2 separate regions of the Homo sapiens genome follow, and region 1 is linked to region 2. Evidence: chromatin loops called from intact Hi-C (ENCODE). Cell type or tissue: Calu3. All regions are shown on one strand. Links, peaks and the distances in the headings refer to the core of each region. The heading gives the core; the rest is flanking DNA.

Region 1 (10,977 bases), core at 1,205-9,204, 96 kb before region 2:
TTTTTAAGCACTTCCTTAACTTCCGGCACAACACGATATTCCTGGCACATCTTGTTCCTACTTTCTCTGCCATCACCCCGAGGATTCTTGTTTCCTTTTCATACAGAGACAGATTTGAACACTAAGCACCCTCATTGCTCCTAGGCTGTCTCTCCTTCTCGGCCCTCTCAATGGACAGTGTTGGGAATAATTGCATATGCACCTGCACATGCAGGGACAGTGCTACAGAAGTGTCTACACACATACACGCCATGTGCATTCCTACACACACACTTCTGTATGCACACGGGAGCAGGCACACATACATACACAGGGTTTAGACAGCATGGTTGACCACTTGTGATGGTGAATATTGAATGTCAACTTGATTGGATTGAAGGGTGCAAAGTACTGTTTCTAGGTGTGTCTGTGAGGGTGCTGCCACAGGAGATGAGCATTTGAGTCAGTGCACTGGGAGAGGCAGACCCACTGTCAATCTTGGTGGGCACCATCTAATCAGCTGCCAGCACAGCTAGTATAAAGCAGGCAGAAGAATGTGAAAAAATTAGACTGGCTTAGCCTCCCAGCCTACATCTTTCTCCCGTGCTGGATGCTTCCTGCCCTCAAACATCGAACTCCAAGTTCAGCTTTGAGACTCTGACTGGTGTCCTTGCTCCACAGCTTGCAGACAGCCTACTGTGGGACCTCACCTTGTGATCGTGTGAGTTAATACTCCTTAATGAACTCCCCTTTATGTATACATCTATCCTGTAAATTCTGTCCCTCTAGAGAACCCTGACTAATATACCACTCATACCTCTAATTTCCATTCATCTCTATATGATCTTTTTCTTCTCCTTGGGATAGAAGTGCACTACACTTTAATTTAAACCTTAAAACAAAGATTGCCCCCCCACCCGCCTGCCACCACCACACAATAAAACCAGAGGATGTGTGGCCGATTTGGCAACAAATAATAGATTTACGGTAGCAGAAACATAAAGTCACAGAGCAGGTTAAAACTGGAGAAAAGCAAATAAAAACAGCATTATAAATATCTTTCCAATGACTTATGCACTCATTTCAAAAAACATTTTTTCGGAATCAACTGTGTCAAGCACTATTTTAGGTATTGAGATATATCGGTGAACAGTTTAAAAGTCTGTCACTTTAAGGAACAGATATTCAAGAGATGTGAGACACACAGCATAACATTAGTACAAAAGATATAATAGGTGCTCATTTTGAAAATGCTACATGAAAGATCAAAGCAAAAAAAGGGGCATAGAGGTACCTCAATGGGCGTATTTCCTTATATAGAGGGTTTGGGGTGCAGACCTTTGTGATAAACTGATATGTGACCGGAGACCTAGAGGATGTGAAAGAGCAGCCGTGAAGATCTCTGCCTGAGGCTTCCAGGCAAAGGGTGGGTCAAGTGCGTCCTAGAAGGCTGTGATGGGGGACAGTGAGGGGCTGCTGTGGCTGGAGCCCAGTGACTGGGCAGTGTTAGGAGGAGTTGCAGGAGGCAGTGCAGGGTCGGATCCTACAGTGCTTTTCACACCTGTAAGAATTTGGCATCAGTGCAAGATGGGAAGCCACGGGAAGATTTTGAGCAGAGACATGCCATTGTCTGACCTGAGTTTCACCATAGTCACTCCAGCCATTCTGCAGAGGATACACTCACATGGACAAAGGGAAACAGGTCAGTCCAAACAGGGGGCAAGTAGTAGAAACCAGAGATGAACTTGAGACTCTCGCAGTCATTCAGAGATGACGTGGTCTGTACTGAGGTTATGGCAAATGTGTGCACTGTCTGTGTAGAGACAGATGTCCAGTCAGCAAGCATTATTGCATGTCACTATGTGCCAGGGAATGTGATGACTTCTGGGGAATACAAAGATGAGTGAGACACAATCACAGCCCTCACAGAGCTCACAGTCTTTGGAGAATGTGGTGGGCAAGGCAGACATGCAGGAGTAGGATGAGAGTGTAACCTGATAGGCCCTGAGGCAAGTCAGGAGCAGGCTGAGCCACAGGCTCACGTGTCCAGTGCTCCATATCCGTGGATCCCTGGACTCAGAGACAGCTTCAGACAGGACATGATTTCTCTTGAAATAGAAAGGAATCAGGAGCAAAGAAAGAGATTCTGGGGCTCTTGAGTGATAGAGAGAACATCCTTGGCTCTTGAATTTCCAGTTCCAGTCACAGCCCTCATTATGGCTTGCTGAGTCTGTCATTCCCTTGGGTGCCCATGGAATTGTCTGCCATGGTTTTACAACAAGCTCCCCTTACCTCATCTGCCTTGAGAAAGTTTCTGTACCTTGTAGCCAATGACTCTGGTCTGTGACATAGAGAAGATACGAATGCAGAATCAACAGCCTGATGCTGGCCAGGGCATATGCAGGGTTAGCATGGGGTGAAGGCAGGGCTGGTGTCCAGATTTCTGGCCCAGGTGTGACAGCAACATCATTTGTCAGAAGAAATAGGAAGAAGCTACCGAGTGTGTTCTCAGGTGTAATAAGTTTGAGAAGCCTCCAGGGTGCAGATGGCACACCTCGAGCTAAGGGGCCCTGGGTGTGGGAATGAGTTCTGGAAGGCTCCAGTAAGCATTGCCAGTGAAGCTGGGGGACCTGCAGGTAGAGGAAAAGTCAAGCGTGGAACTCCAAAGAATGTCTCGGTTGCACGCAAAAGAAGAGAAGTCAGGAACAAAGAACAGCCAGGAATGAACTAAGACAAACGAGAGAAGGAATCCAATAGACACCATGAGAGGAAAGCATTTCCAGGAGGAAAAAAATTCCAATTCCCCTTCCTTCTTTCCTTCCTTCCTTCCTTCCTTCCTTCCTTCCTTCCTTCCTTCCTTCCTTCCTTCCTTCCTTCCTTCTTTTCTTCCTTCCTTCCTTCCTTCTTTTCTTCCTTTTTGGGACGGAGTCTCGCTCTGTCGCCCATGCTGGGGTACGGTGGCACAATCTCGGCTCACTGCAGCCTCCATCTCGGGTTAAAGCAATTCTTTTGCCTCAGCCCCCCGAGTAGCTGGAATCACAGGTGCAGGCCACCACACCCAGCTAATTTTTTTGTATTTTTAGCAGAGAGGGGGTTTTACTATGTTGGCCAGCCTGGGAGCTCCTGACCTCAAGTGATCCACCCGCTTCGGCCTCCCAAAGTGCTGGGATTACAGGAGTGAGGCACAGTGCCCAGCCCAATTCCTTATACTTTAAATGACTCATTTGCCATAGCCCTTTTATTTCATATATTTGTGCAGCGGTCTTAACTCCCCCCCTAAGCTCTTGCATAGGGGCGGGGACCGCGGGCTCTCTCTGAATAGCAGCCTGAGCTGAATGAGGTTCACGGGGTGGCGAGCCAGCAGAGGGGCTCTGTGGAAGGAAAGATCCCGAATGCCCCTCTCATTCTGTGCATCCTCAGATGTTATTTTACTGACTGGAATTTTTTAACGGCTAAAACCAGGACAAAATATGCTTAACAATTCAATACATTTTCTTACAAATAAAAGGAGTAAAATAAATGTATATTCTCCTGCAGAGCTGATCTGGAAGCGTCCTCACACACCCCTTTGCCACCTGGTGGCATCCCCGTTTCTCTTGGATTCCTGAGATGTCCACTGATGTTGTTGTCAGAAAGCATTGAACTCTTCCCTCCCACGATGCAGCGTGTCTGGCTGCCTCGGATATTCACATACCAGTCCAGCTGCCCAGCTCTTTACCCTCTGATTCTTCCCTCCTCCTTCTTCCAAGTCAGAGAGGGACACTGGCTTGTTATCTTTGGGCCCGCAGGTAACGTTTCTACATCGTTCCGGGCCTCACTATTTTTCCCATGTATAGATTAAGGAGATTGTTGTGCTCATCTTTAAATACCCACCTCAAATATTTTCTCTTCCCTTAGCCTATTCCATCTTCCCTATGGGTCTGCCCCGAGAGCTGCTTCTGTGTTCCCAGCGCAACTGAGTATGGTGGCTGTCTCAGCCCTTACCACAGGGCACTGTGAGAGATTGCTGGCCTGTGTCCTCTCTCGATCAGTGAGCTCCTTGGATTCAGTAACCACGTCTTACATGTCTTTAAATCCCAATGATCTGGTTAAATGCCTGATGTCCAGATGCTGTTCCAGAAATGTCAACGCACTGGACCGACATTGGTCCAAGAGGTCACGAATGTACCTTCTTATCCTAAGTGCCCTGCTTTTCCTAATTCTTAATGCAAAGTCAGCTATGTGTCTCTCTATTTATTTTTTTATTGTATGAACAGCGTAAAATGTCATGGAAATTTTGTTCTGCATCTTATCTTATTCATCTTGGTTCACTTCCTTTTATTACACAAAACTTTCATGGTCATGTGGTAAGATATTACTCCACTCTTACAGAGGGTTAGCATTAAAGAAATAAGCAAAGGAAATGTCAAAGGTATTCTGGGAATTTAACTCAAATTATTGTCCTTCCTCATGTTGACCCCTAGGGTGAGCAAGGACTGTAAAATACAAAACAATGAATAAACAAATACCAAGGCCACATCCGTGGTATACAGTGGAAAGTGTGGTGTATATGACCTGTGTGTGGTGTATATATGTGGTGTATAAGAAGGTGTAGTGTATGTGGCTTGTGTGTAGAGGACTTTCAATATCTCTGACTGTTCTGCTCAGGGATACCCTTTATAGCCAATTCCAAGTGCATATAGAGCTTCAAAATCCCCAGGCAATACCACCCGTGTTAAATATCCTCTGACCAAGGGAGAGTATAGGCTCTGTGTGTAAGCTTGGAGTGGCTCGCCAAGATCATCTGTGTACAATCGTGTCATTTTTCATAAACTTTTTCTGAGTCCTGAGGAAGAAACAGCCTTGTGGCCACCATCCATCATTTCTAAAGCTAGCAGCAAAGCCATCCTTGGCAAGACTCCTGCTCTCTAAGCCAAACCACCAACAGCTACTCTTTCACACAAGACTTCCTGGCCTAACCTACACTCTGCTAACCACACAGGCGACGCCCTTCATGACTGTGTTGCAAGGCAGTCATCGCCAGGGTGCAGGCAGCTGGGGACAGAAGGCATATGAAACCAATTTCAATGTGTGGGCAGTAATTTGTAGAGCTTTTGTGGAGTGTGAATTGTGACAGAGGGTAGGGATGGGCTTAACACGGGTCAAAAATGGATGGTCTTTGTAAGAACAAGTTGGGGAAATGCGTGAGGATTTTATGGGGTAATTTTTATGTAATACTTTATTATCCTTTTCACACATATATTAGAAATTGTTGAAGCCATCCCTTCGCCCTCCATATTTGCATAGCATTTTATGTATTTTATATTATTTATTACGATCTTTCATGAATTAGTAATGTATATGCCAGTTTTCCCTGGTAGACCTAGTAGGAGAGGCATTACCATTCATCTATTTGTATCACTTCCACAGTGTCTGGAATAGTGACTGATTTTTGAGTGCCTTTTTAACATGAGTGACATTTTCCATGCTTAATTGATATATGTTTAACTTACTTAATTTCATTATTAAAATAAAGGTAAAGCACAAAACAAAGCGACACTTATTATAAGAAGTCGATGAGCAAAAGTAATCAATTCCAGAGGTTTTGAAGAATACATTCTGACTCTTGGTGATCATTTGTGTGTCATTTGATGAACATGTTTTGGATGACAGTTGAGATTTTTATGTCATTCAGTTTAATTAGCACTTCCATGTAGACTTTCATTTTAATAAATGTCAATCTTTTTTTTCTAAAATATTAACAGTACAAGGAAAGAAAGAGACAAAAGTAATAAAACCACAAATAGGACGACCGAGCTGGAGCTCAGCCATCTAACAGATGTTCCCATGCCAGCATCAACCTGGCTTCTCTCACAGCCAGATCGAAATCAGTCTTTACTTTCCACATGGACAGGAAGGTAAATATTCAGATAATGTGCAGAAGAAAGATTTAGCTGTGATATGATTTGAGGCTCAGGGAGCCTGGAAACAACTGATTATTGAAGCAGAGAGTGTTGAAATAACATGTTGTTTTAAAATTCTTCAGTGGGAGACTAATATTTCAACACATTTGAATGACTTCCTTGCAGCAAAATGCTTAGGCTTAAAACATGAAGCTGGATAAGTAACAGGAGCTTCCAAGAGAAAAATCACTCAACTTATATATACTCCATGGCCAAGAAATTCAGGGTCCGTAGTTAGACACGTTCCCAGCAAGCCCACCTCATGTTGTCTGTTCTCAAGAGGGATGACTTTGGGTTGGACCTACTTTTCAAATAAAACTGTTAGGTTAGTGAGAGACAAATTTCAGATTCCTAGTTTCTCATGATGCAATGACTGAGGAAATTAATGTTTAAATGACAAAATTTGATTTTCTGACAATTAGGGAAATAAAGATAAATACTTCTATCCAACCCCTACACAAATCCATACATTGATTGTACAGTGATTTAGTGAGAGCCTACATGAAATAAGTCTTGTGGCTAGAGTTTCATCTACTGAATTTAAGTGATGAATCAGTTGCATAAAATTAGAAATCCTCTAATTTGAGTAGAGAGAATATGATCTTCATTTTTATAATGAAATTGCTCGGTGGGGGGAACTACACTTATTAGATCAATGCCCATAACCAGAATGTTGGTTTTTTCCCAACATTTATTAATTCTTTACTTACTGTAAGACATATTATTATTTTGGCTTTTGTTTGCACGACCTTTTGTTTCTTTTAAAATTATTTTTTAATGTATTGTTAATATTATTTTTGATTGACAAAACATAAATATATACATTTATAGAGTACAATGTGATATTTGGATATACGTACACAATGTGGAATGTTTTGTTTCTGATTCTTCAATAGAAATAAAATGATAATAATTATTATTATAAAAGCACATGAAAGAATGGAAATTCCAATAGGCAATCTAGACTTCTAGACTGGAGAGGACTTTATGAATATCCCTAGGTCTCTCATGAATAATCAAGGTCTGTTGTATAAGGATTTGTGAGAAAACAAGACTATAAACAATGTGTTCTTGGGTCTTTACATTTGTACATAAAAAAGTCTTTCCATGAAGTAAGTATGATTATTTATTCTTCATGATGTCTATTAGAAGTGAAGGTAAATGTGAAAGTGGGTCTCTTTTTTTAAATGGTGATGAGAAGCCGGGACCCAGGAATACCAGAATCTTGCCCTCCAAACCATCTACCTTCCCAGCCCCCAATAGGATTCCCAAATGATCCCTGTGAAAGGATCAGTAGACAATTAACAAATAAAGTAGCATTTTATTGCAAGCTAGGTGAAGACCCAAGCCTAAAAACAGGGCTCTCTGAAATAGCTGGCTTGGCATATCTTGGCTTGAGCTAATGTCCAAATTGGGCTAAGGCTGGCATCCACCCACTCCAAAGCCCACACCTAAACTTTAGATCTCACTCCTATGATCAGCTTCATGATCAGGAAAGAAACCAAAGGATGTGGCACACAAATCAGTGGAGTAAATATTTGCATATGGTTAGAGAGAGAGTGAGAGGACACCACGGCTGCCCTAAATAATCAAGCCCAGGGGAGATGAAAGAGATAGCATGCCTGCCACATGCATGATTAATGGGCCCTGTCAGTGCTCACAGTCCAGCCCGACCAGCAACCCCACACCCCCACCACTTTTGGTGAGGGGAGCCAGGGTGGGATGGACAGAAAGGCAGGCAGTCCTCCCCATTTCCACAGCGGGGGTAGAGCAGAATGAGCCAGGACCTGGGCTTGCACTGATGGAAGCAGGCAACAAAGAAAAAAAAATAGTTACAACCTTTGGTGACCTTCTCTTCATGGCTCATGATCTGAGGACTGAGAACTAATGTTTCAAATCCATAGGTCACATTCCTGCCTGCTTCTGTCCACTCCTGCCCTAATACCTCATGCAAAGATATTCAAGGGCTACTTTTATGCTCAAAGGAAACAACAGCTCTCTCTTTTCCCCCAAGTTCTGTTCCTGCTCCAAACTCCCCCTTGATAAATAGGGAAAGACATAGTAAAAATGTTTTTTAATTTTTAATTTCTAAATAGTTTTAATGTTATATCAGTAACAACTGTAAATGATTTCTAAAGTCAAATAATTCTAAAAGTCTTAAAGTGAAAGAGTATCCTGTTCCACCCCATCCCATTCCTCAGGCATTTTATTCCACAGGTAACTCTTCTTAATTTTTCTGGTTATTTCACATGATCTTAGCTTTCATATGTCTAAATAGTATGTTTATTTTGCTAGACTTATATATATATATCTGTTATATTTACGTATATGTATATGTGTGTGTATGTGTGTGTGTATATATATATATGCCTAGCAAAAGGAAGGAATGTCAATGAAACCACAAATAGGAAGATCAAATTGGATCTCACCCATCTAAGAGAATGGATACACACACACACATACACACACACAGACATATATATATATGTATATATTTCATGTGTCTCTATGTGTGTGTATATCAATCTATCTAAGTTTTACACATTATATACTTATAACCTACAATTGGAGATGAGGATTAGCTTTTCTACACCCACTACCATCCCAGATTCACCTACTCCCAGCTTCCTAACATAGTTATATCACAGCTTTTAGTAAAATCGATAGTTCACATTCTTATGAGTATCCAAATATTGTTCACTATTCTACTTCCATCTTTCCTATAAGCCCTCTGATGCTGTTGTTGCTCTTCTTTTTGGAGTTATTTCCTCAATTTTTCATTTACCTAGTTTTCCATAAAGTAACTGATATTTTTTCAAGAATTCTAATCTCTGCCATAGGCCCAAAAGCATTATTTTTCATATACTCAGATTTGCCCTCTGTTCTAATTTGTACTATTTTCTGTGAAGGTCTTCTTTCCAGGTATAAACCTGAATATTTCTTTTGATGCTCACTTACATTAGTTATTCTTTTTGCTAGATGTAAAATTTTCCTCTTGATCTCTTTTTTCTTTAATTTTTTGTTCAAAAACATATTATAATATCATCCTGAAATAAGGTGGTAATAAGTTAGTTTTTCAGCTCCAATATATCAGAAATATTTTATCATCACATCTGATAGTGTATCTGGGTATAAAATTTGATGCTAAGAGTCTTTTCAGTCAGAATTTTAAAACTGAAGCTCCCTTGCCTTCTAACTGCCAATCTTATTGCTTAAAATACTGTTGCTGAACTAATTCCCAAGACTTTGAGAGGTAATAATCTGGAGTGGTTAAGAATGAAACCAGCTGGGTTCATATCCCTATTTAACCTACCGATTTAGCCAAGTGACATTTGACAAGTTATGTAAACTCCCTGTGTATCTCTTCCCTTCTCTGTAAAATAGGGTGTGATAAAATTCTATTCAGAATTAGTCTTTGTCTTGGTTATTATTATCTTTTGATGATTTTAATTTAGAAGGAGGAGAAAATGTTTTGGGTAAAATTCACCTTTGTGGGACCTAATTTTTTTATGGATGAACATAAGTTTCAGCTAATGATCCATAACAGAGATTTGCAGTAAAACACAGCATGTAATACTAAGCACATCCTACACACACAAATACAAACCCACTAAGTTATGGTATGTCAATTTTTGGAAAAATAACATGTATTATGATACTATTCAATTTGCAGTCTGTAAGTTGTAATTTTATTGTGAATAGTAAAAAAAAAAAATAGTTCACCAATAGTCTTTCTCTCTGAGGAGATGCTTTCCAACTTTAAGCTCCACAGTCACACAAAGTTAGAGGGAGATTATAAGTGACGCATATTGCAGCTGAAGATGGTTAGAACTCTTAGAAACAGAAGTGGTGGAGAGGAATATTCTCCTGGGGGAAAATATTCCTTTCTTGAGAAAATAATAAATAAATATGGTGTAAACAGATAAACTTAAATAGAGAAACAAAATTAAACTTTCTATTTTGTTCAATGATAGGTTTTCTCACTCTTTAAAAGGTGAAAGTGGACTACAAACCTGCAGAGGAGATTCACTATGCCCTTCTTTATCCCAATTTGACCACATATCTCCCTGACTTTTGATTTTACATTAATAGGCTCTGGAAGATTTAAACAAGCTTGGGAAAGTCTGCATTTATATTTCATTCCCAACCAGTTAGTTATCAGATCTAGCTATATGGATCTGCACTTACATTTTGGAGATTCCACATAGAAAGGAGAAAATCCATGTAGACATGGAGAATGGACACATTAATTAATTGAAAAGGGGAACATGAGGAAGGGCAATGATACAAATTTCATTAGTTCAGGTTCACTAAGAAGCAGATTCCAAATTGAGATTAGATGTGTGAGACATTTATTGACGGAGGGATCAGGAGAAGGTAGGGAGAGCCTTCAGAGGCTAACACCTATGAAAAGTCCTACCTCCCACAGGACTGAGCCTGCCCTAGTACCCAATGCAGTCAGTCATTGGTTGAGAGTAGCAGGAAGAAACACAGTAGGAGGTCCATATGGGGTGGTGAGTAAATTAGGCTCTCCACAGCAGGAAATCTGAACTTCACAACCTCTTTGCCAACCACACAAGCCAAAATCTAGTCAAACAATTTTAAGACACAAATTTACAAATTTGTTAATTGAGTAATGACCCATCGTTTGCCATTATCCAAGCATAATAATTTATTGTTTTAAAGTGAATTTCCCTCTGTTTATTATGATAATTCGTGCTAGGAATGTGCTACACACCACAGATGTGAAGTTGAGTTTTGGAAATATCCTGATTTGGAGATGGAAAATGTGGGCCGTTTGTTCCACATGGTTGTGTAACTTACTTAACCTCTTCTTCTCAGCTTCCCTGTCTGCAAATTGCTGCAGCTATTTTATTAGAGCATTTTTCTAAAGGCTAAAATAGTCTATGTAAAAATTATTGGGAAGTACTATGAAAATTACTGTTAGCAGGGACTGAGACTGAGGCAATGTTTTCATGTAATGTAAGTTCTTAGGAAAGCAGAGACTCTTATTTCATTTAATCCATGGTTATCTTTTAGAACAGAAATAAATTAG
Region 2 (10,977 bases), core at 1,498-9,497:
TAATTATCTCCAGTCTTCTTAATATGGAGATGAGAAAACTAAGTCCCAAAAGAGTTAAATTCTTGGTTGTGAGGGAGAGCATGACACCTGCAAGGATCTTGAAGTAAGGATTTGAAGGATTATGAAGCCAATGAATAAGCTAAATGGAACTGAGCTAATTATTTCACCCCTCTGCTTATTCAACTGTAGAAAACAGCAGGTAGGTGGCAGGATTAAATAAGTCAGTTCTCTCATGCACCTAGCACAAAGCTGTCATCTTATGCCCTTGAGGGTTTGTTTTTTAATTCCCTCTTTTTAAGCTCCTTGAGGGCAGGGACCACTCATGCTGGATTCTCTGTTGCATCCCCAGCATTTAGCATGCTGCTTGGCACATATATACACTCAATACATGTTCCTTGCATAGAAGAAGGAAATCTTGGTATTGTAGCTAATCAACCAGAGTTGTAACCGATGTTTCCCTTATTCTAGCTACTCTTTTGAGACTATTTGTTAGTAGAGGCCCTATGGACAGAGTGCCAACTGCTCCACCAGGCTATAGCAAAGTGGAGCTCCATCTTCTCTTAAGGCCAAAGGAGAGGCCCTAGAAAAGTGTATTTTCATATATTAGCTGCCCTACTCTTCAGACTACAGTGTTACTCTTCTTGCATCTGTTTATAATCACTCATGCCACCATTCCTCACAAGCAAGCAGAGGCTAACTGAACAAAAGGCAGCAGGATGATAGGTGGTGTAAATTTCCCAACTCCTTCTGCTTTTCATTCAGCTAAGCATACTTCAGCCTCTTAAAAACAATGTGATTTCTTGATGTTCTATCGAAATTTGCAGAGCTTCTTTTGAATCACCTCATTATAGCTGCCCCCTTCCACCTTGACTAAAATAGGAAAACAAAACAAAACAAAATAAGAGCTAAAATTCCAGATGGCTTATGTGTTTGAGGCTTTTATTTGTTTTCATTTTGTTGTTGTTGTTATGGTGAGTGAAGACCAATGGAAGTTGTACAAATCCAGTCTCGGGTCTCTACCTTACTGACTTGTTGAGAACCCCACTCTCACCAGAAAAGCAAGGCTGACAGAGTATATGAGCAGGATGAATTCTGGCTCAAAAATCCACAAAATGTCAGTGTCCGAAGGGCATACAAGATTATCTAGTGTATCCTCCGTACTTTAAAAACTGAAACCAAGTGAGGTGAACAATTTGCCCATGGTTTCTTGAGGCTGAACAAAATTTTGCATCCCTTTGATCTAATGCTTCTTCCTTTAATTTAAAGTGGTGTGAATTTTAAGCAAAATAAAATTCCACATGCTTCTGATAGGGTTGCATTCACTGCGTCCAAAAAATCATTTAGTCTGAGGCTGTCAGTGATCAAGCCACCCTCTGAGCCTCTTTACAGGCATTTAAACCTATTGGAAATGTAAAACGGTATTTTTGCCAAAGCAAAGTAAAATCCCCTTGAACTGGGGCTTTTGTAGTGAGAGACAGAGAGAGAGAGAAAGAAACAGAGAGAACTGAAGTGGAAAAAAGCAGAAGACAGATGATAAGAATTTGTATCTAAATATTATCTTTTATTATCTTTTTATAAATTGAAGCTGTGTTTTCTTGCTCCTGTTGTTGTCTGATAAAGTCTGGCATAAGACACTGTGCCTTCCAGGTTAGTCTGAGGACAGGAGGCTTAGAGGTCCCTTTTCCGGAGCCACCAGATCCAGTACAGATAATTGACCATTGCTTCTCTTAGGGAGAGCTCTGTGACCACTTGATCACGGAACTTGCTTGATGTTGACAAAAATGCCCATGGATCTGTTAGGAACTGGGCTCACACAATCATTTATTTTCCCAAGTTCACTTCTGAATCATAACAAACCCTCAGTGGGCTCCAGAGAGACAGAGTTAAATAGTTTCCTCTATTCATCATTCTGGAGCTTAGAAACAATTAGCCCAACTAAACCGTATTTGTTCTATTAGAAATAGAAATGGTGGGTAGCTCTTCGCAAGAGCACACAGAGTCTGAAGCCAATTGACCCTGAAAATCATGCCAAACACAGAGAAAACCTTTCAGAGGGGCTGATCACCCCTCAAAGGTGGGGCCCAGGAAAGGGCCTGTGAATGTCAGGAGATAAAGTGACGCAGACACCAGAGGGCATTACTGGGACACTGTCACCATGCTACCTCCTACCTTCCCACTGCTCAACTCCCTCATCCAATATTGCTCCAAAGGAACAACTGTTGACCATCCCCAGGCTCTTAGCAATGTTTTGGCTTGAGAGACTCATTTGCCAAGTGGTTCGCGGCCTTATGGCAAAGTAATTGGGTTTCTCCCTTTTGATCCACACAGTCCAATAAAGACTATAAATACTTGCTTTTCCCCTTGAAAGCCCCCCCTTCCTGATTTCACCTGGGCACACATTTAAGTTTGGAAAGAGGAGGATGAAGTAGTGATGTGATGTGGGCCTGTAGTCTTGTCAAGGCGAGTGCTCCTTGGAGATGGCTCTGTCGGAAAGAGAATGTGATGGTTCTCGGGGGTAGATGGAAGAACAGGAGGTGTAGTCCTGTGAGAGGGCCCAGGTGACTGTACAGCTACTGCTCTATTTCCAAGGGGGAGAAATCATCACTGGAGAGGCCAGTTCTTGTGCAACTTCAGCCTCCATTTTCAAATGAGGGCACAGGGGATGCCCTCATTTGAAGGCGTTAGGATTAGGGGCAGCTGGAGGAGGTGCTCCAGCCCTCATTTCTTCATTTCCAGACCATTTGTCATTTAATACTTATTCAAGCAGGTTTCTCATTCTGGGCCCTAGGGGCATTTTGAACCAGATAATTCTATTTCATGGGAAGCTGTCCTGTACATTATAGGATGATGTTTAGGGGCATGCCTGGTCTCTACTCAATAGATGTCAGTATCAAATCTCACTTTTTAATGATGTGACAACCAAAAACCAAAAATGTCTCAAGAGATAGCCACATGTCCCCTCGAGAGTAAAATTGCCTGAGAAGAATCAGTGGCCTAAAGGATCCAAATGCATTTTACAGGGCTCACCAATGACCTGCAGTTTGGACCAAAAGCTGCACTCAGAAGATTTAGACCCAAGCCAGTTCTGACCACCACCTGTCATTCCCACTGGAAAGGCACCCCAGAACCCAGGCACAGTTGTGCCAGAGCCCCACTCTAGGCTCCCTTATTCTTTCCCCGTTCCCACACAGATATGGGCTCTTCTGCCTGCCCTTGGAGTCCTCAGCCTAGTTTTAGAAGATCCAGAAAAGGAAACAAATAAAAATAAACAAAGGGGTAGACATGAGCAAGGGAGAAAGCAAAATATTTAAAAGTAAACAGTCTGGGGGTAGTGAAAAAAATGTCTCTCTCTCTTCTCTCTCTCTCTCTCCCTCTCTCTGTCTTTAATAGAGCTCCTGGGCTTTCTCAAGTCAGCCGCTGCCTGAGTCTGGTTTTCATTTGCAGGCCCCCTCAACTTCACTTCTTCTCATAGATAATTTGACTTGATTACTTTCTGAAAGGGCAGACAGAGCTGGAGCAGCTTTGCACTCATTTACTTGTCACTCCTAGCACTGGCTTAATTTGGCTTGAGCTGCACCTCCCCCTCCCAGGAATGATTGTGAGGCTGGGATCCAACTTCCAGTGGAAGGGCTGGGAGGACATGGGCAGTCTGGCCCACTCTGTCCAAATTAGGCAGGCAGGCCCTTGCACGTAGAAAGGCTGACACCCTTTGACAGAAAAGGAATGGTAGCTTAACAAAAGGCTGAAGCGGTCAATTCCCCACCAGAATGAATTTTGACTTTGTCCCTTGATATCAACATCAGCTAGGAATATAAAATAAAACTTGGGGATAGTTAAAAATCAAATTGTTGGCATGGTAAGGACAAGAACGCCTGGGTTGCACTTTTTTTTTCCTATTTCTCATGACACCTGGCACAGCACTGGGCACATAGAGGAGTTCGATAATTTTTTTTTTAATTTATTGTCATATTGTATAGAACCCATTCTAATGAGACTGTGTTATGAGTGGTGTTACATTTTCCCAAAATATTGTTGTATAAACTCAGATTATTAATCTTTTTCATACTGTGGTAAAGTGTTACAGGACCAGATATTTTAAAATAAATGGTCTGTGGCCATGTCTCTGTAATTGTTTTAATTCTACTGTTTCTGAAAGGCTCATTTGAAGATTCTACATTTGTGTGTAGCTTTATGAAAACTATAGCCTTCAATTATTTTTTTTCCTAATTGCTAGTGAGTCTATTTTATAAACTAGGGGTTAGAAATGACAATGTGGTGGGGTTTTTTTGTTGTTGTTTTTGTTTTTAATGCTAGTAAGCTGTTTTTTGTTTTTAATATTATTTTTATTTTCTATTAATGGCTTTTGACAAAGCCTGTCCTCTCCAGCTCTTCACCATCCAGATGTCCCCTATGGCCTTATAAGTAATGCTTCAGATACTTATATTTCTTGCCTGGCTCCTGTTTGAAATAATATCATGGTTTATGCCAAACATACAGTGCTTGGAATATGTAAATCCATATTAAATTGCCATTGCTATTGTTAAAAATGGTCAAGAATCAGGAATTTTATATTGTTCAACCTATAATACACTGTTAATTCTCTGCTATGAGACTAGAAATGAATTCTGCCTAGTTCTTGCTTCATAACTAAAAAGGGGTTCTATTCAAGACTCACAGAGGTGCTTAATAGTTACAGTTCGATTAGGGCTTCAAAGTCTTTAAAAAGACTTTGGTTGTCTGGGATTTTAAATTTGGGCATATGCGTACAAAGGAGTAGAGAAGAGAGGTCTACAGTGTGGGGTTTTGGATCAGAAATAATTTGGTTTGAGCTGCAGTTGAAGCCCACTGTGTCCTTGGGCAAGTGACTAAATCTTCCAAAGCTTCTGTTTCTTCATCTAGAAGTCCATAATAACAATGATATCTGATAATAATAACAAGATTGATCTAATATCCTTTCAGAGAAGAATGTTATGACTAAAGCGCTTAACACAAAGCCTCAAATATAATAAGCATTTGATTGATGGCAACTGTTATTACCACCATCTTAAATAATATCATTATTAGTAGTTGGTTATGAAATAAGACAAGTACAACACATAATGCAAAAAATCTGTCCCCTAAAAACTCCACAGAGAGTAACAAACAATATTCATATTCTTGAAAAAACTTTTTTCTCAAGGACGTATCTTTGTGGTGTGTGAGTATGTACTTGCGTGTCTGTGCATCTAGCTATAAAAAAGTGTGTGTGTTTTATGTTGAGAGTGTGTGGATGGGAGTGGTTTCTTGCATTCACATTTCAGTTTTATATGTTACCTCAATTTGACAACTGAAAAGAACCAGTGAGGTTAAGCATCACAGGGAGAAGAAATCCATGGTTGAGAAATAGGTTGATTTTGTCACATACTGTTGGCTCAAGGTTGTGAAAATTAAGTGTAGGAATGTTGCTTTCTTTTTCCTTCTGGCAAATGAAAAGGCCAAAGCTCAGAATTGTTGGAAATGACAGTCCAATTAATCAGGCTCCATGCTTCAAACTAGGTGCTGAGCCTGTCCATGGTTGTGAAATTTTTAAATGACCCCTTTGTCCTCGGTGGTGCCAAAGTGAAATTCCTTTGGGATCACTTGCTTCTTGGCACCTGGTATCTGACCAACAAGAATGCGAGACAAAAGGTTCTTTCAAAAAAAAGAGACCAAGCTGTGCTTTTGTTTCCTCTGAAAGAAAAAGGTAATTTTACAGAAATACAGCAGGATTATCCAACTACACTATATGCCTCTGGCAGGTATCGCTCTATAAACAACTGAATCCAGTTAGACCTACAAATGTTGACTCCATTTTTTAGAATGCCAACAGAAAAGAAGGATTGTAATATTCTTAGACTTTTAGAATGGAGAGTCGAGATCAAATCTTCTTTTCTTCTACTCCCTGAATTTCTTTTGTCATATGGGGAACAATTTTTTTATTAAATGGAGAACAAAGAGATAAAATTAAATGTCTAAGATAGCACAGGAAGATACAGTTAGAATGAAAACCATGATCTCCTAATTCCCAAGCAAAGTCTTTGCACCCTAATGGACCCCCAACAGTAGAGACCTGTGAACTCTCTTCTTCCAATGCTGGAGAAACAACATTGAAATCAACCTAGAGATATAGCCTGCTTTACAAAGTTAATTTAGGATTTCCAAATACTTCATCTCAATTGCTCCTGACTACATAACTATGAAATAAATTGGACAAGTATCATAGGCATTTTATGCACAAGCAAACAGACTCAGAAATGTTAAGGAACTTGGCCTAAAGTCTCAGGAAGCTGAGTATCCTCTCCAGGTCTCCTAACTCCAAATCGATTTTGTACTAAGATGGGATGGAATTATTTCAAAAGAAACATGACAGAAGAACAGAGATTTTTTTTGTTTGTTTGTTTCTTTCTTTCTTTTTGAGACGGTGTCTCGCTCTGTCACCCAGGCTGGAGTGCAGTGGCGCGATCTCGGCTCACTGCAAGCTCTGCCTCCCGGGTTCACGCTATTCTCCTGCCTCAGCCTCCCGAGTAGCTAGGACTACAGGGGCCCGCCACCACGCCCGGCTAATATTTGTATTTTTAGTAGAGACGGGGTTTCACCGTGTTAGCCAGGATGGTCTCAATCTCCTGACCTCGTGATCTGCCCACCTTGGCCTCCTAAAGTCCTGGGATTACAGGCGTGAACCACCGCACCCGGCCAAGAACAGAGTTGTTAAATAGCTTACCTGAAGTTATACAGCCATCTCAGATTAAATAACTTTTCCCTGGAACATGAGTGATTGATAATGGAGGCCTTTTATTGCCTTTTAAAGAAAATGTCAGCATTGATGGTTGGTAATTTACCAAAGAGGGTAAAATGTGCCTAGCCTGCCACTAACTCGCTCAGTGAATGCTTTTTTGTCACTTATTGTATGCTTGAGAATTTTGCTGGACACTTTATGTACACTTAAAATTTACCTCCTTTGAACTCTATGAGTTAAGTAGGACTAATCCAATTTTTCAGAGGAGGAATTGAGGCTTTGAGAGAACAACAAAGTTTCCAAGTCATATTGCTGAAGAACCAAGGTATGCATCAAGGTAGAGCATGATGAAAGTTATTTGAGGCCTTGTAACTATTTATGGCTTTTTATGACTTGACGCAGGTCCTAGCCTCCATGCTAAGGAAAAGACAATCAATGGATTGGAATTTAAAACCCAAGTCTAACCTATTTTAATGTCTATACCCTTTCCTCTACTGGCCAATTTCTTTGCCATAAAGAGTACTATTGATCTAAAGTTTCTCTTCTGAATAGGAATAACAGGACCATTTCCAGCCCTTTGAAGATCTCTACAGACAATACATTTTCATAAAATAATAGTTATTTTCCTATTGAATCACATTGCCTTATTACTTCTACAATTTTGACTTCATTCATTTAACCTCTCTATAGACTGCACAATTTGCCTTCCCCACACGAATATTATTGTGCTATTCTAATACCTGTGGAAGTTAAAACGACACAGTCATCTATTGAATAGGGAGTTGGATCATTACAGCCCAGTTTAGAAAGTAATTTTCCCAAGACACGCTTTATTTAAAGTCAGGGAAGAAGCCTCCATTATAAATGCTTTCCACTGTAAAGGGTAATGAGTTGCCCGGAAGCTCTGATTAGCTGATTTCCCCTGTGTACTCCCTGCAATGGGCAAATCAGTGCTGACTCAGTCACTGCCTACTTGGCCTCAGTTATATGGCTCTATTTGACTTGTTCTTGGTTCACCACCTTCTTTCCCTAACTCTCTCCAGGGCAGTAGTCGCTCAACTGATTTTCTCACCCCAACAATTATCTTGATAAGTTGAGGCCTGACAGAGAGCCCAGGAAGTGCCCTGTTCCATGCCCAACAAGGACATCTTGGTGGCTCTGCGACAGCTATGTCTTGTGAATTGCATTTGTAGGATGTCGGAAATCTCTGCTATGTCTCTAGAAACATAAGCAAATAATCATTCCAAATAGACATAGGGCTAAATTTACTGAAGTGTATGCTTGGAAATACTAGCTCTTTCTGTGGTCACCTTTTGTGGTCATTATTTGACAAACAGTCCTCAGCAGGTACACAGAAAGCACTCTACTTCCTATCGCAGAGATTAGCACTGAATATTAACATAAATGATGGGAGAAATTCTATAGTAAAGAAATTCATGGCCGGGCGTGGTGGCTCACGCCTGTAATCCCAGCACTTTGGGAGGCCGAGGTGGGTGGATCACAAGGTCAGGAGATTGAGACCATCCTGGCTAACACAGTGAAACCCCGTCTCTACTAAAAATACAAAATAGCCGGGCGTGGTGGTGGATGCCTGTAGTCCCAGCTACTTGGGAGGCTGAGGCAGGAGAATGGCTTGAACCCCGGAGGCGGAGCTTGCAGTGAGCCGAGATCGCGCCACTGCACTCCAGTCTGGGCGACAGAGCGAGACTCCGTCTCAAAAAAAAAAAAAAAAAAATTCATCTGGTTTTATTCAACGCAGTCATTACTAAAGTTACTTGACCATGGAACTGGGATTTTCAGTGAACACTAATAAACACCTTCTAGCACTACTTGTTCATGGAATGTACTTTCCGAAATTCTAGATGAGGGAAATTTTTGTTTTACCTAAGAGCTCTTTCTGTTCCCAAATTGTAAGAATGTTAATTAAACTGAAAGTGGTTCATTTAATGAAAGTGGAGCTAAAATAATTAGGGTCTCAACTTAAAATTTTTTCAATTTCCATGCCTTCAGTAAAGAGAGCTCTCAAAATTGGCTACAGCCCCTTTGGGTAAGTTTTGGGAAAACTGCTACCCTCTAAATTGGAGAGGCAAGTGAATATGGATAATCACAGCTTACCAGAGCAGCAGCCCAGAAGTCTACCTCTGAATCCAGTATCATGGTGGGAGAACTTAAATGCTAATTAGTAAATTTTTGGAGGCTCAGAGTAGATAAGCTTGAGAGTTAAAAAATCCAGTGGGGGAAGTTATTCTTAAGACAATCTCTACATTTTCATGTGTTTTTCCCCCAGGTGCCTTACCCAGGTTGTTAGGATGAAGATCAAAGAAATATTATCTTATGCTTCCTTTAGGGGGAGGAAAAGAGCGATCATTTTTGAAATATGCCCAGAGTATTATGTTCTCTTTAACAAAAGCCAACTCTCAAAGGAAACTATTTTACCAGAGCCTAACCACTTTGGGTCTTACAGAGCCTAATTAACCTTGGGGAAGTGCAATATCTAACAACAGCCTGTTTCAGCCTTCTATGTGTGGCAATTTGAAACACTCAACTCCATTTCTATCTAGCCTTTCTATGTCACTGAAAGAGGAGAGGGAATTGAGACACACTTGTAAAGGTTACAGCCCAGGGGTACAGGCTCACTAAAAGATAAAGAACTAATCATAGGACTATAGAAAACCTCTCCAACATCTACCACCACTTCAATACAGCATCCATATAGTAAAGCATTACAACTAAAAAATTGTAAGTCTCAGAATTTATTTAAGAAGTCTCTAGGGAAACCCAAAAACAACAAAGAAGAAACAAATAAGGATACCTCAGGAAAATTTAACCCCTGACACCAACAACTATAGTAAACAATAGGCACACACTAACTCCTAGCCACAAAAACATAAAATCTCACAATAGAGGCTGATTTGCCTTAGTTCCTTTTACTTAATAAATCATGTCTAGCATTCAATAAGAAATTGCAAGGCATGTTGAAAGGCAAAAAAAAACTCAAGAGATCAAGGAAGTCTCAGAACCAGATACAGATATGGCAGAGAGTTTGGAATAATAAAACCACAAATTTAAAATAACTATGAATAATATGCTAATATGCTAAAGGACTTACTAAAAAAAGTGTACAAAAGGCAAGAACAGATGAGTTATATAAAAACAAAATGGAAAGTTTAATAAATAATCAAAAGGAAAGCTAGAAATAGACTGAGCCAAGATGGCCAAATAGGAACAGCTCCGGTCTACAGCTCCCAGCGTGAGCGATGCAGAAGACGGGTGATTTCTGCATTTCCATCTGAGGTACCGGGTTCATCTCACTAGGGAGTGCCAGACAGTGGGCACAGGACAGTGGGTGCAGCGCACCGTGTGCGAGCCGAAGCAGGGCAAGGCATTGCCTCACTCGGGAAGCACAAGGGGTCAGGGAGTTCCCTTTCCTAGTCAAAGAAAGGGGTGACAGATGGCACCTGGAAAATCGGGTCACTCCCACCCTAATACTGTGCTTTTCCGATGGGCTTAAAAAATGGCGCACCAGGAGATTATATCCTGCACCTGGCTCGGAGGGTCCTATGCCCATGGAGTCTCGCTGACTGCTAGCACAGCAGTCTGAGATCAAACTGCAAGGTGGCAGCAAGGCTGGGGGAGGGGCGCCTAACATTGCCCAGGCTTGCTTAGGTAAACAAAGCAGCCAGGAAGCTCAAACTGGGTGGAGCCCACCACAGCTCAAGGAGGCCTGCCTGCCTCTGTAGGCTCCACCTCTGGGGACAGGGCACAGACAAACAGAAAGACAGCAGTAACCTCTGCAGACTTAAATGTCCCTGTCTGACAGCTTTGAAGAGAGCAGTGGTTCTCCCAGCATGCAGCTGGAGATCTGAGAACAGGCAGACTGCCTCCTCAAGTGGGTCCCTGACCCCTGACCCCTGACCCCCGAGCAGCCTAACTGGGAGGCACCACCCAGTAGGGGCAGACTGACACCTCACACGGCCGGGTACTCCTCTGAGACAAAACTTCCAGAGGAACGATCAGACAGCAGCATTCACGGTTCACGAAAATCCGCTGTTCTGCAGCCACCACTGCTGATACCCAAGCAAACAGGGTCTGGAGTGGACCTCTAGCAAACTCCAACAGACCTGCAGCTGAGGGTCCTGTCTGTTAGAAGGAAAACTAACAAACAGAAAGGACATCCACACCAAAAACGCATCTGTACATCACCATCATCAAAGACCAAAAGT

The links. Hi-C counts contacts between places; a loop is a spot of excess contacts. Peaks named below come from ENCODE experiments on the same cell type or tissue, not always from the same donor. Only the 100,000 strongest peaks of a DNase experiment are listed, where the experiment ranks them.
Region 1: a loop joins it to region 2, with 2.8 times the contacts of the local background. A loop is called at or near these places in 6 of 110 quality-filtered maps.

What each region holds. Positions count from the first base shown.
Region 1 is chr11:128,034,889-128,045,865 of GRCh38, forward strand. No RefSeq gene overlaps it. Among named protein-coding and RNA genes, the nearest start is that of LINC02725, 55 kb to the right of the region's middle. In Calu3, for the core only: no CTCF peak of the experiment used is centred there; a DNase peak (open chromatin) is centred at 4,963.
Region 2 is chr11:128,130,101-128,141,077 of GRCh38, forward strand. The region is part of intron 2 of LINC02725 (long intergenic non-protein coding RNA 2725); the gene reads left to right. Among named protein-coding and RNA genes, the nearest start is that of LINC02725, 40 kb to the left of the region's middle. In Calu3, for the core only: no CTCF peak of the experiment used is centred there; a DNase peak (open chromatin) is centred at 5,601.